Linked DNA regions of Homo sapiens: region 1 is linked to region 2. A link is a contact called in ENCODE Hi-C or POLR2A ChIA-PET data. All regions are on one chromosome and are shown on one strand. The core of a region is the stretch at or near the end of the contact, and the rest is flanking DNA. Distances in the headings are between cores, read along the strand shown. Region 1 holds the start of CCDC171 (coiled-coil domain containing 171). Region 2 holds the start of NFIB (nuclear factor I B).

Evidence for each region. A loop is a pair of places that touch in the nucleus more often than their neighbours do. ChIA-PET counts read pairs that join two places held with the same protein, here RNA polymerase II (POLR2A). Pooled maps may share reads with other maps.
Region 1: a loop to region 2 is called in a pooled map, with 9 times the contacts of the local background. The contact joins the promoter of CCDC171 here to the promoter of NFIB in region 2. A Hi-C loop is called at or near these places in 2 of 168 maps with a recorded cell type or tissue (OCI-LY7 and naive thymus-derived CD4-positive, alpha-beta T cell), 1 of 37 single-sample maps with no recorded cell type and 10 of 50 pooled maps. POLR2A ChIA-PET finds 5 or more read pairs at or near these places in 1 of 52 experiments (OCI-LY7).

Annotation. Positions count from the first base shown.
Region 1 is chr9:15,551,362-15,554,313 of GRCh38, reverse strand. CCDC171 (coiled-coil domain containing 171) reads right to left here and starts at 1,271. Exons shown (of 26, transcript NM_173550.4): 1 at 1,012-1,271. RefSeq lists enhancers at 964-1,133, 1,029-1,674 and silencers at 1,414-1,503, 1,514-1,573.
Region 2 is chr9:14,312,601-14,315,517 of GRCh38, reverse strand. It overlaps NFIB (nuclear factor I B), which reads left to right and starts at 1,377. Exons shown (of 11, transcript NM_001190737.2): 1 at 1,377-2,036. The coding sequence starts at 2,007. RefSeq lists a silencer at 1,674-1,968.

The DNA.
Region 1 (2,952 bases), core at 22-2,521, 1.2 Mb before region 2:
GCGCAGTGGCTCACGCCTGTAATCCCAGCACTTTGGGAGGCCGAGGCGGGCGGATCACGATGTCAGGAGATCGAGACCATCCTGGCTAACACAGTGAAACCCCGTCTCCACTAAAAATACAAAAAAATTAGCCGGGCGTGGCGGCGTGCGCCGGTTGTCCCGGCTGCTGGGGAGGCTGAGACAGGAGAATGGCGTGAACCCGGGAGGCGGAGCTTGCAGTGAGCCGAGATCGCGCCACTGCACTCCAGCCTGGGTGACAGAGCAAGACTCCATCTCAAAAAAAAAAAAAAGTGACAAAATCGTATGTTCTTTTCTCCAATATTATGAAAACCATAAAACATCGGTATGTCATGTATTCAAAAGAGCTGGACACCAACTCTAATAAACAAAATAAAGACGTATTTATCTCATTTACCTAAAATGTATACATGAAATATGTATTTTCTTAGGATCAATATCATAATGGAATAAAAAAATTCAAAAAGTCGGCTCCATTTCTGCAGAAAATTTACAGCTTCGGGAAAACGCACAGCTGACTCAGATTCTAAGTCTCTCAGAGTCCTGGAGGGTAGGTAGAAGCTGCAGGTGACAGTCTAGCACAACTCATTCCCGTTTATCAAACATCTGTAGAGTGTCTAGTGTGTGGCCGGCATTTAAAAAGGGGAGAGCGGGCTGAAAGACGTGGTCCCTATCCTCGAGGGGCTTACTGATTCTCGGGAACGAAAGCGCTCCGCAGCAGTAACCCTAAGAAGCTCCAAATCCCGGTCCTCTGCCTCCCCTCTGGTCCCCATCCGGCGCTCTGGTACAGCCTCAGCGATCTCTGGCTAGGATGCTCCACGGAGATCTTCCTCCAGGTGGGCGGGGAGACCCAGCCCAGGGAGCTGGAGGCGTGCCCCAAAGCCTACGCCAACAGCCCCAGGGCCGCCCCAAACTCACTCAGGGGCCCCTACAACCCTCTCAACACCTCCCTCCCAAGTCGTCCGCCTCGAAGCCCCCACACCGTGCGGTTACCTCAGGGGTCTCGCGTGATCCGTGCTGCACACCCAAGACCCCAGGGGCCGCTCCAAGTCTCACGGGTGAAAGGAGGCCCAGGCAGCCCACGGGAATAAGAGCAAAAACTGTTGGAACACGACGGACTCCAGGACCCGGGAGGAGGGGGACAAACAGCAAAGGGGTACAGAAGGGGAAGAGCCCCCGGGAGGTGAAGTTTACAACTGCCACTTCCGGAGCTGAAAACACTCCGCTTCTCTCGCAGACCTTCCCAGACTTTCACAGGTCAGCCCAACTCAGGCCCGGCCCCACTTTTTCCTCCCGCCTCCCGCAGCCCTCAGCTTGCAGCTCCTGGATACGTACTCCGAGAACGCTGGCTCGGATTGGAAGAGCCCGCCCGCCAAGCAGCGCGCCTTCGCTGAGGGACGAACGGGCGCATGCGCCGTTGCTGGGGAGCGGCGGGCTCGCGACCGCACGCGCTCTCGCTCCAGGAGCTCCGCGTCCCCGCGCGGGGGTGCGCCCTGCCCACGCGCTGCTGTGGCTTTTCAGCGTGAGGTGTCCGCGTTCCTGTCTCAGTCGCCAGAGCCGAGTGGAAATGCAGATTTCCAGCTTCTAACCCCTTTTCCCTGCCTGCTGAATAAAAACCTAAGAGGTCGGATCCCAGATCCTGCTTTTTGAAACTGGTTCTTCTGCCCATCTTTAGAGCCACAGCAACGGTGGGCTGGTCCCGGGGCCTGGGGAGAAATTCTCTGGGCTCGGGTTCTGCCCAACTGCCTGGTTTACCTCTGTCTGGACAGCTCTCTGCCTGCACAGGGCATCCTGTCCCCTCTTCCCGTCCCCATTGTATCCCAGCTGGGAGTGGTGAGCAGGGTCGGAAGAATGCATTGATGCTGCTTGCAGTGCGTTTCATTATCAACATTACGTAACCAGGCACATCGTGGAAAACGCCTCGGAGCCTTAGCATGTGTGTTCCCTATCTCTTTCCTCGCTTCTCTCACTTTTCTCTGACACACACACACACACACACACACACACACACACACACACACACACCGTCCTCTTATTGATAATTTATACTTTGGTTCCTCCCGGTGGCTGCTTCACAATCTGCTGCCGCCTAAGGGAGACTGGAAAACCAACTCCTCTTTTGTTCCTTAACTTTTGAAAGCCTATTCTTCCAGAGAACAATGCAAATTGACAGGATTTGGTCAAAGATTTTTATCTTCACCACCACCACCTCCTCTGCACAAAAAGGTGTTTAATGCAAAACGAGCCTTCTATACTAAACTGGGTCCTTGTTGATTGTAATCAACCTGAAACCAGGTGTAGGGGCCGTCTTTTCTCTCTCCCATGGGAGAGCCAACGGTCATAAATGCAAACACAAATTGAGATTAAAACCTCCTTGATTCTTGTAGCACTGAAACCTTAATTGGTTTGATTTTAGTCATTTACATCTAAAACGGAGGCCTGTCCCTGATTCTTTTTACTAGAGCCATAAAGAGGACAATTGCTCCAGAGGAAATAAAGGGAAAAAATAGCCCACTCTAAAGTTTAGAAATGAAATGGAAAATTACAACTGACTAATGAGATTAGAACTTTTATGTTACAAGCTTTAAAAAATATTTTTAAATTTTATTTTTTTCTTTTTCTTTTTTTTTTTTTTTTTTTTGAAACAGGGTTGTTCTCTGTTGCCCAGGCTAGAGTACAGCGGCACAATCACGCCTCGCTGCAGCCTAGACCTTCAGGACTCAAGCCATCCTCCTGCCTCAGCCTCCTGAGTAGCTGGAACTACTTAAAATTTCATTTGTGTTGGCCGGGCGCGGTGGCTCACGTCTGTAATCCCAGCACTTTGGGAGGCCGAGGTGGGCGGATCATGAGGTCAGGGGACCGAGACCATCCTGGCTGACACGGTGAAACCCTGTCTCTACTAAAAATACAAAAAAAATTAGCTGGGCGTGGTGG
Region 2 (2,917 bases), core at 128-2,627:
CGCCCCGCCTGCACCCGGGCGGGTAGGGAGACGCTTTCCGCCGGCGCCCCGGGCCCCGGGGGGTGGGGATTGGGAGCCAGCCAGCGGGGCTGCAGGAGGAGGAGGAGGAGAGCGAAGCCGGGCGCGGGGAGGAGGTGGAGGGAGCAAGAGGCGGCGGCGGCGGCTCGGCCCGGTCCTCCCGCTCAGAGCGAGGCCACGTGCACGGGGCACCCCCGGGGAGGGCGGCAAACCGCGGCGAAGCGCCGCGCGCCGCGACTGCCTCGGGTGCGGGCCCCTGGTGGGCAGACCCGGGACGAACCCGCACCCCCTCCCTATCCGCGAACCCGGGCTCCGGGCGGGGCCGTCGGGGGCTGGGCGCCGCACCCCCCTGGTCCACGCCGGCGCGCCCCAACTACTTGAGCCCAAGTTCGCTCAGGTCCCCGCCTGCTCGGCCTCCCCCTTTTCCCGGCAGCCGCAGGCTCCGCGGACTGAGCCCGCCCCGGGTGCGAGTGTCCGCGCCCCAGCCCCGGCCTGGGGGCGGCCTGGGTGTGAGGGAATTTTCCACTCGTTCCTTTCTCGGGCTCAGACGGTTTCGGTGCTTCTCCCACTCGGATGTTCCCGCGGCTTAAAAGAGTCCGCAGCGAGCACCGAAATACCTCTTCCAGGGCGGGTTTTCGGGGGTGTGTATGTGTGTGCTGGTGTGGGGAGGGCAGCGGAAAGAAGAGCTATTTTGGAAAAAAAAAAAAAGTCATGGTTCTGTAGCACCGGTAGGATACCTTTAACAAATGAGGGAGAGGTGGGGGGAGAGAAGGAGAAGGAGGAGGAGGAGGAAGGTGGGGGGGCGGGGGGTGTGGAGAGGCTGGTGCAAAAGGAATGCGCGTTTGCAGGAGGAGGAGTAAAGCGATGATTGTGTAATTAAATAATAAAACAATCCTTAAGTCTGATTTGGAGAGAGCTCGAGCGGGGTCCAGAGGGTGGAACCGGTGAATTTTTCAACTTCCAAGTTTTGCAACGAAAGAAAGCAAGAGAGGGAGGGAAAAAAAAGAGCCTAGAGCAGAAAAGAGAGGAGTTTGGAGCCGAGCGGGAGAGCGGGATTTATCGTTTGGAATTTTTCAGGAGATCGTTTTGATACCCCTGGGCTCTGGGCAGCGGCGGCAACAGCAGCCTCCACGCTCGGCCGGGTCAGACGCGGGGCGAGGCGGGCGGGCGGGCGGCCGGGCGCCGAAGACCCGGCGCGGGCGGCGGCGGCTGCTGCTGCCGGGGACCACGCGCCGCGAGCCTCTTCCGCCCCAGAGATCAGCGCTCGCGCCCCCTCCCTCACCCCGGCCTCTCCCTTCTCCCCCATCCCACCCCGCCCCCACCCCGGCCCTCTCCCGCGCGCGCCCCGCCACCCGCGCGCACTCGCTCACGCTGCCCCTCGCGCACACACATGGTCGGCTCGCGGCAAAGTTTCGCCTGCGATCACCACTCCGGGATCCTGCCGCAGTGCTTGGGGCTGTAACCTTGAACTTTCCCAGCGCGGTGACACATTCTCCCCGCTCTCCCTCCCGCCCGCCCGCTCGCCCTCCTGCGCCCTCCCGCGCCCCCCTCCCCGCCTTTTTTGAAAAAGCATTTTACCACCAACCACCACCCCAATCCAACCCACACCGAACCTTCGCGCACCCCCTACACCCCAACAACAACAACAACTGCAAAATAGAAAACAAATCCCCAAACCCAGGCGAAAAGCAGCCAACACCGGCGGCGGCGGCGGCCTCGGCAAGCACGGCCAGCGCGCTCGGACTGCAAGAGGGTTAAAAGTGTAGATTGGATTTCACCCCTGGAAATCTAGCACGCCGAGTGAACTTGAATCTTTGGCTATTTAAGGAGGACTGGGTTTGTTGTGAAGTTGCGGTGATCCAGCGCAGAGCCCCGTCCTGATTGATCGCATCGCGGGGCTCAGATGACTGTAAAATGAATAGATGAAATTCTTGCTTCTCGAAGATTTTCTTGGGCATCTCCCGGAAAGTGCGTTTTAAGGCGAAGTCATGATGTATTCTCCCATCTGTCTCACTCAGGTACATGTCTCGGTCGCTTTCTCGAGCTTTCTCTCTGGCCCGAAATGCCTTTGTTTTGTTTTGTTGCGGACAATTAGCGGCTTGAGTTAACCTCCGCACATCCCCGTCCCTTGGAGAAGTGGCCCGGAGTTGCAGCGGGCGTCGCGGGGCGGCGTGGGAGCCGGGAGCGGCCCCTCGCCACGGCCACTGCGAGCGCCCAGCCCCGCGCCCTGGGCACGGAGCGCGGGCGCTGGGCCGGGCAAGGCCGCCGGGGGGTGGGCAGGGCCGGGACCTGTAAGTGCGAGGCCCCGTGCGGCCCCTCAAGTGCCCGTTGTGGTGCGGCATCCCCGCCCGGGGTGCCCGTAGCCCCTCTCAGCAGCTCGCGCGTTGAGGTGGACTCGGGCTTTGGAGGACTTTACGGGGGACTAAGCTTTTAAAAACAGCCAGTGAACTTGGGCGAGGGGACTGTAGCACGAGTCTGTGTGGGCGCCGCTGGACTGCGCTGCAGGCGGTGGGCGGGCGACGAATCGAGTCGGAGGTTGTGGTCCGGGGACCCATTCCTTTGCTTTATTTGGGGATCTGAAACCCTGGTCCATAGTGACCTGCTGCACTTTGGGGTTTCTAGTGACCGCACCACAAAGGCAGTATTTACGTTGACACGAGTTAGTTGGTCTTGGTGATTGTTAAGGAGTTTTTAGAACGTGTTCCTTTTGTGGAAACCTGTTCATTTGACGATATTTGGGCGTAGCTCGTAAGGCATTTTAAGTAATGCTGGTAGAAGTAAGGTCATTTTTTTCGACTTTGAGAATTGTCCTAAGACCTTAGGAATAATGTTATGAAATAAAACACTGGTTTTATACTTTTTAGAAACACGATTTGTATCACTTTAAGCCAGACGGTCA